Linked DNA regions of Homo sapiens: region 2 is linked to region 1. The links are chromatin loops, found by intact Hi-C in ENCODE. Cell type or tissue: pancreas. All regions are shown on one strand. Links, peaks and the distances in the headings refer to the core of each region. The heading gives the core; the rest is flanking DNA. Region 1 has its middle 27 kb from the start of RPL38. Region 2 overlaps SDK2 (sidekick cell adhesion molecule 2).

Region 1 (8,328 bases), core at 166-8,165:
GGAGGTTTTAGGAACCAAAGGAGGAATGTTTCCACCAGAGACCCAGTGATTGTTCCACTGAACTGGACATCAAGGCTAACACCTGGACATTTTATAGGCTCTTTATGCTGCTGAATAAACAGGCAGAGAAGAGAATCACTTTCCTAGTTAGCAAAGAGAAACTAGTTAGCTACTATATAAAGGAGACAAGGAACCCAGGAAGTTCTCTGGTGACCCGTGTAGTACTTCCTTGTCTAAGGGAAGACTAATGGATATGGAACAGGCAATGAGAGAAGGAAGTTAATATCAACACGACCTCATAAAAACAAGAACATAGAAAGCAGGAATATTTTCTTCCTTGCCTGTTGATATGTATACATGTTTGCACTGGCACATATTAACTAATGTCTCTTCTCTCTCCTTTGCCGTTTTTATTTTATGTAAAGATTATTAGCAGTGGTTAACTTCACAATTTCATCTTTAAGTTACAAAATATTCAGATGGGACCATGACTAGTTTTGAGGGGTGATCAACATCATCTAGAAACGAGTACCATGACTGTCACTCAGAGGAGGATATAAGAGCTCTTGGGATTTTATGTCTCCTCTCTTTGAGAACACTGTGAGTGTCTTTGTACAAAAGATAATTGCATGTTATAAGGTAAAGGTGTACGTTTGTTGTTATCATTAGATGGTGTTCAGTACATGTAGATGGATGCTGAGTAGCCAAAGGGGTGGAGGACTGTGTCAGCTGTCAAGCTATCATCTCTCAACTCCGAGCTCACCCTTCTATTTATTTATTTATTCATTCATTTATTTTTATTTTTATTTTTATTTTTTTTTTGTTTTGTTTTGAGATGGAGTCTTGCTCTGTCACCCAGGCTGGAGTGCAGTGGCGCAGTCTCAGACACTGCAACCTCTGCTTCCCAGGTTCAAGTGATTCTCCTGCCTCAGCCTCCAGAGTGCCTGGAACCACAGGTGCCTGCCACCACACCTGGCTAATTTTTGTATTTTTAGTAGAGGTGGGGTTTTGCCATGTTGGCCAGGCTAGTTTCAAACTCATGACCTCAGGTGATCTGCCTGCCTCAGCCTCCCAAAATGTTGGGATTACGGGCATGAGTCACCACGCCCAGCCCGAGCTCACTCTTCTAAACTCTACGTTTTGGTGCTAAGATTGGGGCTCTGCACATAACATCTCTCCTTCGTCAACTGGCTCCTTGTTGGGTTCTGCCTGTAGGAGGACTAGAGAGAAACCAAAGGCTGGAGGAGAGAAAAGAGGCATATGCTCTTTCTGCTGGCTTATTCTTCTTGTCCCTGTCTCTCCAGCAACAGATCTCCCCCCGAGCAGCAGCAGTGCATTCCAGTAGCCAGTTTTTACTGCACAATCTCATCATGCTCCTTCAGAGATAGCAGCACCAGTCAGCCAGGCTGCAGCGTCTGAGGTCTAAACCCAGCTCCATGGGGCCTCTTCTTCAAGCTTGTAGAGTCAGATAACCACGACATCTCCCTTTTGTTCTGCCCATCCTAGGGATGATGGCTTCTTTCTCTAGTTCCTCTAACCATGCTACTTCAATGTTCTCTTTGGGCTTTTTCAGTCCTCCAATACCTGTTTAGCCAATTCTCTATATTAAATTCTCTGTTAAGATAACTGGTGTGGTTTCTATTTTCCTGACTGAACTCTGACTAATACAAGCAGGCAACTGTAATTTTTTATTATAAGCCTCCTATACAATTGGAATTTGTTTAAATTCTGCATGTATACTACTTTTTGTTACTTTTTTCCAATTCTGCAATGTAATTGCAAGGAGAGTGCAGTTACAGAGTACTGCCAGACCATTTAGAAGAAGAAACTCCTCGGCCAGGCGTGGTGGCTCATACCTGTAATCCCAGCACTTTGGGAGGCCAAGGCGGGCAGATCATGAGGTCAGGAGATCGAGACCATCCTGGCTAACACAGTGAAACCCCATCTCTACTAAAAAAATACCAAAAAAAATCATCTGGGCGTGGTGGCGGGCACCTGTAGTCCCAGCTACTCGGGAGGCTGAAGCAGAAGAATGGCGTGAACACAGGAGGCGGAGCTTGCAGTGAGCCGAGATCACGCCACTGCACTCCAGCCTGAGCGATAGAGCGAGACTCTGTCTCAGAAAAAAAAAAAAAAGAAGAAGAAGAAGAAGAAGAGCCTCCTCTACACTGGGTTGGTCATGGAAGACTTCCTGGAGGAAGTGACATCTAAACAAAATTTGAAAAACTCATTGAAATTAACCAGGCAAAGAGTGTGAGATAGTAAGCCAGGCATAGGGAATAAATAGCAAGTACAAAGGGAAGGAGGTAATAAGGCCTCATTAAGTTCAAGGAAGAGTCCGGCTGGAGCATTGCCAGTGTCAAGACGGGAGGCTGGGGAGGAGAGAGGTGATTGGATCAGAAAGGACCTCTGCAACCTTAGAGAGGAGTTGGGACATTTTCCCAGGGACTGTGAAGATCTTAGAGAGTTTCAACAGGGAAGAGGCATGACTGTATGGCCGGCAGCAGACACCCAACATCCTTGTGCCCACCTTGAGCACGCTGGCCCTTGCTCTCGGCCAAGTCACATCATCTCCAGCACTTGCCCAAACTCCACATCTCCCCCGTCTTCCCAGGCAGGCGCCTCCTCAGAACACATCTGTACTGAGTTTCCCCCTCAGAAACCTTGTTAGGACACTAGTTAGTGTGATAAACTAATTCACGGTGAAGTGTTAGCAAATGAAAATGGTTTATCGCTCCTCGGGGTATTTTCATTTTAAGGAGACTCCGTTGACAAATATTTACTGAATGGTCTATTACATGCAAGAAACTATGTAAAACTCCTAGGGGGAGTCACGGCTTGACCTAAATAAATCAGTCTCTAATGATAGAATCCTAGGCTCACCGGGAAGCATTGCAGGCAGCACACAGCCTTTCTTATCTCTGCTTAAACCACATTAGCCTCTCTCTTGATCTGCCCTCCATCCCGACCCCCACTCCTCCCCTCCAATGGGGCTGAGCAGAGGCCGTGGCCCCCGATGTTTAACTGTGACTTCCCTGAGTGGTGTTGACATTGCTGGGACTGTATTGGGGGCTCAACAGTCAATCTTCGCCCCATGTTTTGGAATCCCCAGGTCTGCCCCATGGGAAGCCAGAAGGAACTGTACTGAGGGAGCTCCATCTCCCGTCCTTGGCCACGCTCTGCCCCCACCTCCACCCAGACACACTTACGGAGGGCCTCCTGCACACCTGGCCCTGTGCCAGGAATAAGGGCCAGGGAGCAGGGGGCAAGGATGGGGAACAGCACAGAAGTCCCACACCTGCACTTCATTTCAGCACGAGATGGATTCTCCCTTGAATAGTGGAGCCTCAGGCCGGGCACTGTGGCTCATGCCTGTAATCCCAGCACTTTGGGAGGCTGAGGTTGGTGGATCACCTGAGGTCAGGAGTTTGAGACCAGCCTGGCCAACATGGTGAAACCCTGTCTCTACTAAAAATACAAAAAAAAAAAAATTAGCTGGATATGGTGGCGGGCACCTGTAATCCCAGCTACTCGGGAGGCTGAAGCAGGAGAATCACTTGAACCTGGAGGCAGAGGTTGCAGTGAGCCAAGATCGTGTCATGGCACTCCAGCCTGGGCAATAAGCGATACTCTGTCTAAAAAAAAAAAAAAAAAAGTGGAGCCTCCTCACCTGGTTGATTCTCCTCCTCTCTTTCTGTGTGTGTGTCTCTCTCTCTGCCTTCTGAGATACCAAACTAAAACAGAAAGGAGGATGAGAGGCAGGAAGGAAGGATGAATGCCGGAATGGGATGAACAGTGCTTTTCCAGCTGCTGGTCCCCCAAGTCCTCTCTCTCACCCCCTCTCTCATTGTCAGGCTCCACTCCTCCCAAGCTGGATTCCCCAGAACCACCCTCATCCCCTCCGGCCCCTCCCCACTTACCTGTTTGCAACGCCCTTCTTGGACAGCACAGGTGAGACATCCCGAATAAAGACACTGAACAAGGAAGTGGAAGCCGGAACCCTGGCGCTTTCGTCAGATTCACTGCATAGTGTCTAGAGAAGCTTACCTGTGCCTTAGCTAAGTTCCCAGGACTCACTATTCCCATCTATAAGATGGGCACAGCCCAGGCCCTGTTATCCCCCTAGGACCATCTAGACCTTCCCTCTCCGCCAGCCCTTCCCAGGCTCCCCCTTCCATCCATTAAGAAACACTGGCATCTAGTGGTTGTGTGAGGGACCTGCAGCGCAGACCCGGCTTCCAAGAACAGGGCCCATAGATGGAGAAGCCTCTGACAGCCCTATCTAGAAACAAGGAGCCCCGTATTCCATACTGCCCTCTGCAGCATCCCTCCCTCTCCCTCTGAAGAACCCCCAAGACCCCCAAACAACATGGGAGTCAAGAACCAGTGTTGAAATGGCCATGTTGCCCATCCTTGCTGAAGACCACCCAGACACCTCCCTGGTGATGAGGAGGGGAGAGAACCTGTGGATGAAACACCCCATGGCCAATCCACAAAGTGAGTCATTAGGAGCTGAGCACAAGCCCAAATTCCAGACAAATAGGACAGCTTCCTACCACGGTGGCTGCCAATCTGCCAGCCACTCCATCATGTGACCCCCCCCCCCAGACACTTAGTCAGCACTCCCAGGTGCCCAGCATCATACCAGGCTGTTGACAGTGTGTGCCTGCATGTGTGTGTGCATGGATGAGCACAGGGAGAGATGTGTGCAGAGGAAAGAAGAGGCACACAGCATGAGTCACTGGCAGACATAAGCAAGTGAACCATAAAATAATCTAAATTCATTTATTCAACACATACTTCCCAACACCTGCTGTGCACCAGAGAGAGCTGCTCCCAAGCCACCAAGGGCTCACCCCAACCCTACCACCTGACAGCTACCTGAAAATAGTCTACCCCGCACTCCTACCCTCCAGTTAACCTACTTTGCATACGTTAAAGACTGTTTTACCATTGGCTTGCATCTCTGCATCCCCTGTAGCTAGGTCTACCCCGCACTCCTACCCTCCAGTTAACCTACTTTGCATACGTTAAAGACTGTTTTACCATTGGCTTGCATCTCTGCATCCCCTGTAGCTAGCACACAGAAGGGGCCTAATATGTGCTTATTGAAGTCATTAATCCAGTCCAGCGCCTGCCAAAGCGGGAATCCCTTCTGATAACGTCACCGATGGCTGCTCTCCCAGCCCCCTCAAGGGCCACCGGTTATTCCGTATGCTGTTGTGTCCGTCAGGTTTCTGTGGCAAGGGACAGAACAGCAACTCGGATTCACTGGAGTAGAGAAGGGAGCTGCACAGGCAGAGAGAGCAGAGTTGGGTGCTGGCAGGTGCGGATTGAGGGTAAGAAAGAGAACGGAGTCAGGTGCTGGCAGGCCTGGATGACCACATCTGGTTTTCCCATCCTTTTATTCTGTTTTCCTTAGCCCCCTGCCATGCCCATATCCCCATCTCCAGACTCTGCTTCTGTTTGTTGCTGGTCCTAGCCTGCCCTTCTGCATACCAGCTGCCTTCATGCAGCAGGAGGAAGGGAGATGGCCACAGGCTCTTCCAGGCTTGCACGATCCTAGCACAGGATCCCAGAGGCTCCCTCTCCCTCTCCTGTTGAACATATCTTTTTTTTTTTTTTTTGAGACAGCGTTTTGATCCTGTTGCTCAGGCTAGAGTGCAATGGTGCAATCTCAGCTCACTGCATCCTCCACCTCCTGGGTGCAAGTGATTCTCCTGCCTCAGCCTCCCAAGTACCCAGGTAGCTGGGATTACAGGCACCTGCCACCACGCCAGGCTAATTTTATGCTTTTTTAGTGGAGATGGGGGTTTGCTATGTTGGCCAGGCTGGTCTTGAACTCCCGACCTCAGAAGATCCACCCGCCTTGGCCTCCCAAAGTACTGGGATTACAGGCGTGAGCCACTGTGCCCGGACATATCTTGAGGAATATCTAAATCTCAGGAATGACTCTGTCTGGACCAGTTCCGATCCCTGAGTCCCCACTGCCCAACCTCCTGTCCATTCTTAAGGCCTGAGAGACAGGTACAATGTCCCAGGGCACACATGTCTGCCCCTGTGGTCAAGGGGAGGGGAAAGGACACTGTTACTACCTGCCCATCAGAATTGTGTGCAATGGGAAGTAGGACAGAAGAATCTTCCAAATGAGGGAGGGTATCTTACCAGGAAGAGGGAAGGAGACATGCCGAGAAAGTGCAGTGTTTCAACAGTGTCCCCCAAAACATTCACTTCCATCTGATCCTCAGGATGTGACCTAATTTGGAAATAGGGTCTTTGCAGATGTAGTTAGGGTGAGGATCAAGCAGAGATTATCCTCTTGATAATCTCTTTGAAGGGTGTTTTGGGGGGCCAGCCGTGGTGGCTGACGCCTGTAATACCAACACTTTGAGAGGCTGAGGTGGGCAGATACCTGAGGCCAGGAGTTCAAGACCAGCCAGGCCAACATGGCCAAACCCCATCTCTACTAAAAATACAAAAATTAGCCAGGCGTGGTGGCACACGTGGTGGCTGTAATACCAGCTATTTGGGAGGCTGAAGCAAGAGAATCGCTTGAACCTGGAAGGCAGAGGTGGCAGTGAGCCGAGATCGCGCCACCGCACTCCAGCCTGAGCAACAGAGACTCTGTCTCAAAAAAAAAAAAAAAAGAAGAGATTATCCTGGATTAGGGTGGGTCCTAAATCCAGAGAGCATGTCCTTTTAAGAGACAAAAAAGGAAACACACAGACACAGGAAGGAGACCACGTGAGGATGGAGGCAGAGACTCGAGTGATGTGGCCACAAGCCGAGGGACACCAGGAGCCCCGCCAGCAACTGGGATAGGCAAGAAGGGACCCTCCCCTAGAGCCTCAGAGGGAGCACAGCCCTTCCGACACCTGGATTTCAGACTTCTGTGCTGAAGAACTGGGAGAGTATCAATTTCTGCTGTTTTAGGCCAACAAATGTGTGATCATTTGTGATGGCAGCTCTTAGAAAAGAACCCAGGAGGCCAAGACCAAAAGTCGTCCACTGTGCCATTTTCTGGGGTGGCAGATGTTTTAGGGGGCTGGAAAGCACCTGGTGGAGGTGTCAGCTCACTTCCCAGAGCCACGCCCACCAGCCGCCACTCTGCTGCAGAGACTCGGCTCAGGACCACTCCTCCCTGAACTGTCTGTCTAGAGCCTGCACACATGTGTGACATGGCAGACCCTAAAGTGTCCAGAGATTTTAGGACCTCCCCACCACCACCACCATCAACCACTTATGAGTAAACTGAGGCCCAGAGAAGCTAAACAGCCTGTCCCCTTCAGATAGTTAGAAGAATTTCTGAATACAAGGAAGAATTCTTCAGTAAAATTGATACATGACCTCTTTCTTTCTTCTTTGTTAAAAAATCTGATTAATTAGTAAAAGCTGGAGTGTTTGATAGTCACTGCTGAGAACACTGGAATCGTCAGGAAGCTAAATGCTTCTGAGCAACGGGCAAAGCGCTGGAGATCAAGCGGGCATTTTTTTGGCCTAAGATTTTGACAGGGTCAAGAGGACGTTCAACCCCTCACTGAGCCTTCGCGCTCCTTGTCTAATTTAATTGTTTGGAAGTCAGAAAGTGCAGTAGCTTTCTAGTTTCTTCTTTTCCAGGCTGAGATTTCATTCCTTGAAACATTCTTCTTTCCTTGATACAGTTTGCAAGGCCTCCACCTTGCTGGCAAGCAATCTGTGCACACACTCACCGCTCCTCACTGCAGCCTCACTGCTGGGCTGCCTGCTCTGGCCCTGCCGGGAGACCTGGGCTGGGGCAGGATGGTGGCCGCTGCCCGGAGGCACGGGGCGGGGAGAGACGTGTTGAGATCAGGCCTCTCCCATCAGCCCCCAGGCCCAGGAGTGGACACAAAACATGGAGAGCCCAGCTCCTGACTCCTCCCATTCCAGCCCTCCCAGCCCCCTCCACAGAGAAATCCAGAGCCCATCCCAGGCAGCTTCTCCAGGCAGCAGGTGGTTCCACAGCCTAATTCAGGACCTCTAATCTCCCCCCAGGTCCCCAGCTTCTGAGACTTTGACGTACTGACTCCTGCCTCCCACCTGCGAAGCCCAGCAAAGCTCTCGCCTTTCTCCCACTCCCAAGAGTTGACAGACTCCAGGCTGCTTTTCAGATGATTTGGGGACCTTCCTGGGAGACACTTTGAAGCCTCTTCAAAGCCAACTGTGTTGTGAGCAGCTGCCAAGCTGCAGAAAGTCCCCGCAGCCCTGGGCCACCTCTAATTACCAAGCCCACCATCACCCTGTCAGTGCCTTTGGTGGGCCCTTCCTCTGCAGCCAGCAGCAAGTGCCCATCGTCACCCAAGAGCAGGA
Region 2 (8,328 bases), core at 240-8,239, 750 kb before region 1:
GGGCGACACAGCAAAACTCCATCTCAAAAACACACAAAAAGCCCCCCCAAAAAACAGAAGCAGAACCAACAGAAAAGTAAAAAGTACGGGTAAGAAAAATAAAAAAAGAAAGGAAAAGAAAAAGAAAACTCAAAAGTTTTCTGATACTAGGGAACCACGATTAACATTTGAATGTGTGCATATCTTCCAGACCCTTCTTCCCCGCCCGGATAGGCAGTGCACTGCAGCACTGCTGCATTCAGGAGTCAGACTCTCAGGCCAAATGCTGGCTTTGCTACTTTCCAGCTTTGTGATCTTGGGTGAGCTAATTTATTAATGAATTTATTTATTTTAGACAGAGTCTGGCTCTGTCGCCCAGGCTGGAGTGCCGTGGTGCGGTCTTGACTCACTGCAACCTCCACCTCCCAGGTTCAAGTGATTTTCGTGGCTCAGCCTCCCGAGTTGCTAGGACTATAGGCGAGCACCACCACGCCCGACTAATTTTGTATTTTTAGTAGAGATGGGGTTTCACCATGTTGGTCAGGCTGGTCTCTAACTCCTGACCTCAAGTGATCCACCTGCCTCAGCCTCCCAAAGTGCTGGGATTACAGGTGTGAGCCACCACGCCTGGCCTTGGGTGAGTTTATTTAACCTTGCTAGGCCTCAGTTGCCTCACCTGTAATATGAGGAAACTAACACCACCCACCTCATAGCACTGCTGTGAGGATTGTGCAAGCTAATATAAAATAGAGAAGTGCCTGAACCACGGCAAGCGGTCAGTAACAGTTAGCCTTTGTTACATATTTTAAATGATACAGTATATTTACATGAATGGTATACAGCAATCTATTCAGCCATCCTATTTTTATATTTTATTTTATTTTATTTTGAGACAGAATCTCACTCTGTTGCCCAGGCTGGAGTGCAGTGGTGCGATCTTGGCTCACTGCAACCTCCGCCTCCCGGGTTCAAGCAATTCTCCTGCCTCAGCCTCCCTGGTAGCTGGGATTACAGGCCTGCACCACCATGCTGGGCTTTTTTTTTTTTTTTTTTTTTTTTTTTTCTGTATTTTTAGTAGAGACGGGGCTTTGCCATGTTGGCCAAGCTGGTCTTGAACTCCTGACCTCAGGTGATCCGCCTGCCTCTGCCGCCCAAAGTGCTGGGATTACAGGCTTGAGCCACCACGCCTGACCAGTCATCCTGTTTTTAAAGCTGCTTTTTGACTCAATAAAAATATCATAAACTCTTTTTGATGTGATATTTCCACACCATGATTTTTTATTGGATGCACATGTGTCAGTACAGCTGTTTTGTAATTTAACCGATCCCATAATGTTGGACATCCAGTTTAGCTCCTTGGTTTCTAATATTATAGTTAAAGCTGTGGTCCTTATGGCAAAATGTTTACAACCATTCCAAATCATTTCCTCAAGGACAAATTCTCAGCAGTGAAATCGTTGAGTTAATTTTTAAGTCTTTTAATACCTATTTACAAATCAACAACAGTAATCACCTTCAATTCATCCCTTTATTTAGAAAGGACTTGCCAGCACTCACAGGATGGGCAGAATTTTACTTAAAAGCAAATTTAGTTGCAGAGAGTAATTCCCATGTAAGAAATAGCCTATGGGGGCCGGGCGCGGTGGCTCATGCCTGTAATCCTAGCACTTTGGGAGGCCGAGGCTGGCGGATCATGAGGTCAGGAGATTGAGACCATCCTGCTAACACGGTGAAACCCTGTCCCTACTAAAAATACAAAAAATTAGCCAGGCGTGGTGGCGGGAGCCTGTAGTCCCAGCTACTCGGGAGGCTGAGGCAGGAGAATGGCGTGAACCCGGGAGGCAGAGCTTGCAGTGTGCCGAGATGGTGCCACTGCACTCCAGCCTGGGTGACAGAGCGAGACTCCATCTCATAAAAAAAAAGAAAAAAAAGAAATAGCCTATGGCAAGCAGACATTCTTTGCTTCAGAATGTGGTGCTTTAGGAAGCAGAGATCACTGCCTGTGAAGTATTTGTGCCAAAACAATTGAACATGAATCTAATTAGCAGTTACTGAAATTGAATTATAAATACAGAGGATAGAAGAACAGGTTAACAACACTGTGAGACAGCAGCCAGGCCAATCCAGAGTGTTGAATATTCCATAGCAGGATCAACAAACTATGGCCTGCTGCCTGTCTGTGTAAATAAAGTTTTATTAGAACACAGACATGCCCATCTGTTTACTTAGTGCCTGTTTACATATGGCTGCTTTGGCACTATAAACAGAGTTGAGTAGTCATGACAAGACCATATGGCTCTCTTAAAGCCTAAAATGTTTACTTTTTGGTCCTTTACAGCAAAGATTGCTGACCTCTGTCTTCTAGAACCTGGTTTCTCCAACAAATCAATTACAAAACAAAAACAAAGATAAAAATAAAAAAGAAGTCTTTTCAACAAACAGTGCTGGAAAACCTTGACATCCACATGCAAAAAAAAAAAAAAAAAAAATCTAGACACAGATCTTACACCCTTCACAAAAATTAACTCAAATTGGATCCCAGAGCTAAATGTAAAATGCAAAGCTATAAAACTCCTAGAAGATAATACAGGAGAACATCTAGATGACCTTGGGTTTGGCAATGACTTTTTAAATACGACACCCAAGGCACAATCCATGAAAGAAAGAACAGATAAGCTGGATTTCATTAAATCAAACATTGCTGCTCTTTGATAGACACTTTCAAGAGAATAAAAAGAGAAGCCACACACTAGAAGAAAATATTTGTAAACGATATCTTTGATAAAGCACTGCTATCCAAAATCTACAAAGAACTCTTAAAACTCAGCAATAAGAAAACAATCTGATTAAAAAATAGTCATTGACAGATGCCTCACCAAAGAAGGTACACAGAAGACCAACAGGCAAATGAAAAGATGCTGTACATCATATGTCATTAGGGAAATGCAAATTAAAACAACAACGAGATATCACAGCACAGCTATTAGAATGGCCAAAATCCAGCTGGGCACAGTGGCTCACGCCTGTAATCCTAGCACTTTGGGAGGCTGAGCTAATTTTTTTTGTATTTTTAGTAGAGACGGGGTTTCACCATGTTGGACAGGATGGTCTCCATCTCCTGACTTCATGATCCACCCGCCTCGGCCTCTCAAAGTGCTGGGATTATGGGCGTGAGGCACGGCGCCTGGCCAGAGTGTTTTTTTCTAGAACTATTTTGGAGGTTTTCATGCTAGAAACCTGCACCCGCCCAGGCCCTCACCCCTGCACCTGGCTTTGCTCTGAGGACGTGTCACTCAGGATTCAGCGGCACCACTTTAGTCTGGTTTGGTTGTTGAGATCCTTTCTATTAGGTTGGTGCAAAAGTAATTGCAGTTTTGACCATTCCTTTCAAAGGCAAAAACCGCAGTTACGTTTGCACCCACCTAATAGTCTGCTTAGGGAACCCTGCTGTGTTTTGCAGATAGAACAGGGTTTTCAATCCTGGTGACACATTAGAATCACCTGGGGAGCTTCTTAAAATTGCTGAGGTCTGGGTCTCACCCCATCCCCAAGATCTACCTCAAGACGGAGGGTAGAAGGGATGTCCCCGTCCCCCCAGTCCAAGGAAGACAGACTGGGGTGGGAGCTGCTGGGGTGGCCTTGGGCATAGACTTTGCCAATTTTGGGGGGGATAAAGGGATGATTCTGCTCCCCAGAATCATCCCTTTGATGAAAAGATGGTCCTAGATGGTTAATTCCGTTTAAGGCGAGGACCTCCCTTCAGTAACCTGGTACAGGGATTTCTGACCTGCAGTTCACTGGAAGGGCCTACAGAGTGGGTCTGCAGGTTACTTTGCAAGAGACCCCCGAATCCCATTATGCATCAGTAACTGTCTAGAGAATGAATACAATGTATGTCTTTCTCAAATAAGTTGACACTTTTTATAAGTAAGTCATCTTTTTTATAAATAAAGTCTGATTTAAAGTATACTGAATTTCAGAATTTCCCTATTAATGAATGCTAAAAGTATAGCTACTACACAATGAATGGGCCCGAGATACACAGCAGTATTCTATGTGGGTTCTCTCCCAGGACCTTTTTTACAGTTGGTATGTTAATTTTTTAAGAAAAATCTATTAAACCCAGAAATAAGCATATTCTGGAATCTCAGTCAAAAATCTTCTAACTATTAATACATCTATGTACATTTTTGCATTTGTGCTAGCGTCATGTGATGACTGCCTTAAGTGGTCAACACTTCATGAGGTGTTTCTCAAACTGGGGCCGCTGATATGTTCTCTGAGAATCAGTGTTGGCCAAAAGCCTGGAGCCCCTTGTACCAACCTGGGCTCCCCGGAGTCTCATTTGGGGGTGGCTGTACAGACTGTCATAGGTCCAGTGGCCACCAGATGGCGCCCCAGGACGCAGCTGCCTTCGGCATGAGGAGGAGGCCATTTCTCCCAGTGCAGGAGCGCCGGCCCCTTCTAGCCTCGGTGCCAGTTGCTTTGACAGTGATATTGCTCATAAAATAGAGAAGCAACACGCAGGGAATATTTATTTCTAAGGAAGCAGTTGCATTTCCCTCAGCATTCTGGAGCTCAAGGAAGAGAAGGCAGGGACAATCTCCTCCTGGTTTTAGCTTCCAAAGCCTTGGGGGTGGGGGTAGGGTTTGGTTCAGGTGCTTGGGAGGGGTCCCGGCTTTTATACCTTTCTTGGCTGCTTCCTCCCAGCCCTTTTAGTGGCTTCCACAGAGGCGGGACTGAGTTACCTGGAAGCCAAGTCCCTTGCCAAGGTCCCGGCTTGGCCATGGAAGATGGTGGGGTGACCTCGGTTTGGAGGCTCAGTTTCCCACATGTGCTTCTCTTGCAGGGTCCCCCCAGGGGTCATCTCCTGCCCCACCCCTATAGCTGATCCCATATCCGCCTGCCCAGACCCCTCTGCTGCCCATTCAGAGGCCAGAGGGCCAAAGACTTGGGGTGGGCTGGGGGACACTAGCAGTGGCGTCCAGGGCCAGAGACAGCAGCTCCTTCCCTTCCATGCTCACTAACCCACAAGCCTCTTCCTTTCCCCTCCCTCACCCCCTCCTCCATTCCTCTTACTTCATCTTTCTGCACCCCTTCCTCTTTTCCTCCCACCTTGGAAACTGGCTTAACTCAATTCAGGGTAGCTCAGTTCCCGGGTGTTTATTTCATACCCCCTACCTCTCAGCCCTGCACTCAGCTCTGGAAATGCCACTGCCCAGGAGAAGGCGTGGCTCTGCAGCTGTTACCTCCCTAATGTGGACACTCGCCCAGCTACAAGCTATTGCCAGAGGCTCCCCCTCCCCTCTTGCCTGGAGTCAACAGCAGAGCCAGTACCTGATGGTTACTCGGGGGTCGTGGGTCACTCCGCACACCATGGAGGCCTGGGTGCCCTTGATGACACTCTGATCCTGGGGGGGCTTGGTGATGCGGGTCCGAGCTGAAAGATACAGCGGAGACAGCATGGTGAGAAGAGGTGTGGGGGCTGTGTGGCTGGACTCTGGGTGGATACCATATGAAAGCCCCCAAATGGTTAAAAAGAACAATGAGCTCCCTGGTACTTTAATTCTTGGAAGCCACGTCATAGTTGGGGCTCATTAAATTTTGCTCTCACAAACCATGTATGGGATGGAGAGACCAAACTCTAAGGACGATCAGGACCATATTTTCAGCATATCAGTGGTCCAGCCAGGGTAAAAATAGGGCTTTCTGATTTCCAGTCTAGTGCTTCATGCACCAGGACCCCTGGGCTCAGCCCAGACAAGTGGCCCACAGGTATGCTGGGTGTGGATCCAAAGTTGGAAGTGGCTTGAGAAGCTCTCTTACAGCAGGGGTCGGCTAACTACAGGCTGGGGGCCAAATCCGGCAGGTGGCCTTTTTGGCTAAATAAACCCTTACTGGAACATAGCCACGCCCATTGGATGACATACCGTCTGTGGCTGCTTTCTAGATAAAACGGAAGCTAGTTGAGTCGTTGTGACAGAGACCGTCTGGCCCACACAGCTTAAAATATTTATGATCTGGCCCTTTCTTGAAAATATTTGCCGATTTCTGCCCTAAAATATATGAAGGCAGCTCTCCTATAACTTCAATGTTCTCTCAAGTCGGCCAAGCATAGCATCACCGGCAGAATCTTCCTAGTCCCTGGCCTCTGAACCACTTTGTCACTGTCCCTCTGATGAGAAGGGCCCTGACTGGGACAGACACTGGGGATGGAGACACTGGTGGTATGAGCCTGTGCCCCGTAGCTGTCCTGAGTCCTCAGCACCTACAGGGATGTACACACGCACACACAAATGTATAAAGCCCTGTGGCTCTGCACACTCACCCCAAACGACTAGGTCTGCTGAGGCCTCATCGACCCCCCGAGAGTTGGTGGCCAGGCAGGTGTAGGTCCCCGCATCGGAGATGTGTGTGGGGCTGATGAGGAGGCTGCCCGACTCCAGGGGTGTGAAGCGAGGCAGCTGCACAGAGCCACTGGCCAAGATGCGCTCCCCTGAGGGCAAAACAGGGTGGGGGTCAGCCTGTAGCCCCCAAGGGCACACCCTGCCCTTCCCTGGCCGCTCCAGGGCAGCATGGTCCCCCCACAGGCCCCTGGCTCTGGAAATGCTGGAAGGAATGAGGACAGATGGCGGTGGGGCTGGGGTGGGGGCTGAGAGACCTGGAGAGCTTTCTGGCTTAGGGACGGACACGAGGGCACAGGGTCTCAGAGCGGGCAGCCTAGAGCCCAGGTCCCCTGATGCTCCTGTGCCCGCCACACCACGTGCCCTTCAACAGAGAAGGGGGCGCAGTTTCCTGATGACGGTGAGCAGTAGCCCGGCACAGCCCTCAGAGGCAGCTGGCACCCGGGTTGGGGGAGCTGGCGGGGGGACAGCTCTGACAAGGTGATGACGGGCATCCTGCGGCAGGATGCTTCTGGGGAGAGTCACCTTCAAGAGAGTGAAGGGAAGTGACGGGAGCTGCCTGGAGTGGGGGTGGGGTAGAGAGGGACACGCTGTCCCCCAGCAGCAGCCCTGGTCAGGACAGACCTCCTTCTGCAGGGGGACCCAGGGAGCCTGGGGCCCAGCCTGGGAGGGTCCTGGCCAGAGAAAGAGGGGGAGAAAGAGAGAGTGCAAGTGCACCTGCAGGAGTGAGCCTGGGAATGCAGGTCTTTGTGACTATGTCTATTTTAAAGAACCCCCCACCCCCGTAAGGAAGGGAATCTCCATGTGTCCATCTGGGGGTCGCATGTCCGTTTGTACATGCGTGCAGGCACAGTGAACTGAGTGTGCTGGGTGGATGTGTTTATTTCCATGTGTAAGCACGTGCCTAGGTGTGCCCCTATTATCCCCACAAATGTTTATTGAGTGCCTACCGTGTGCCAGACTCTGTTCTAGGTCCTGGGAGACGGCAGTGGACAAAACCGACACCCCTGACTTTGTGGGGAGACAGGCCATGAGCTAGGTAAATAAGCCGATGACCAAATGCATGAGAAGGTGGGGAGTGAAGGAGGTAGGGCTGGAGGGGAGGGCTGGGGGCTGGGGCAGGGTGAGTCCTTGGAGGAGGCACCTCTGAGCTGGGGCTTGCCGGTGTGAAGGAGCAACTGTGTTTGTACGTGTGTGTGCACATGTGTATGTACATGTGTGTGCATATGTGTGCACATGTGTATGTACGTGTGCATGTATGTGTGTGCATGTGTGTGCACATGCGTGTGTGTGCATATGTGTGTGTGTGCAGGGGAGAGTTGTGAAGGTGAGTGTGCACACACAGAGGTGAAGAGGAAGCACACAGGGCAGATGGCCTTAGGGAGGTGGCTTGGGCTTTGCTGGTTCCGCCATCTGGAGCCCTCTGAGCTGCCTGGGGTAGGAGACTGGCAGCAGCCACCACTAGAATAATATTCATCATCAAGCACCTATCGTTTCCTGGGCTTTCGGACTCCCAGGCATAATGCAGGACCCTCACATGCACGCTATAGTCTAGTCTTCACATCACCCTGGGGTATATATATTATTGTCACCAGTTTACAGATGGGGAACCTGAGGCTCAGAGTGAGTTAGTAACTCACCAGGGTGGCAGGTCTTGGAAGATGAAGAGCTGGACCTTGAGCCTGGCAAGGCTGGGATGTGAAGGATGCTCTTTTTTTTTTTTGAGACGGAGTCTCGCTCTGTCTCCCAGGCTGGAGTGCAGTGGCACAATCTTGGCTCACTGCAAGCTCCACCTCCCAGGTTCAAGCGATTCTCCTATCTCAGCCCCTTCCCCAAGTAGCTGGGATTACAGGCAACTGCCACCATGCCCGGCTAATTTTGGTATTTTTAGTAGAGACCGGGTTTCACCACTTTGGGCCAGGCTGGTCTTGAATTCCTGACCTCA

What was found. Hi-C counts contacts between places; a loop is a spot of excess contacts. Peaks named below come from ENCODE experiments on the same cell type or tissue, not always from the same donor. Only the 100,000 strongest peaks of a DNase experiment are listed, where the experiment ranks them.
Region 2: it touches region 1 in a loop (4-fold over the local background); 92 of 110 quality-filtered maps call a loop at or near these places.

Annotation. Positions count from the first base shown.
Region 1 is chr17:74,172,684-74,181,011 of GRCh38, forward strand. No RefSeq gene overlaps it. Among named protein-coding and RNA genes, the nearest start is that of RPL38, 27 kb to the right of the region's middle. RefSeq lists an enhancer at 7,284-7,860. In pancreas, for the core only: a CTCF peak has its summit at 4,209 (motif pointing left); a DNase peak (open chromatin) is centred at 4,200.
Region 2 is chr17:73,425,195-73,433,522 of GRCh38, forward strand. It overlaps SDK2 (sidekick cell adhesion molecule 2), which reads right to left. Exons shown (of 45, transcript NM_001144952.2): 11 at 6,308-6,475; 12 at 5,317-5,419. Among named protein-coding and RNA genes, the nearest start is that of SDK2-AS1, 84 kb to the right of the region's middle. RefSeq lists an enhancer at 4,261-4,310. In pancreas, for the core only: a CTCF peak has its summit at 4,363 (motif pointing right); a DNase peak (open chromatin) is centred at 4,397.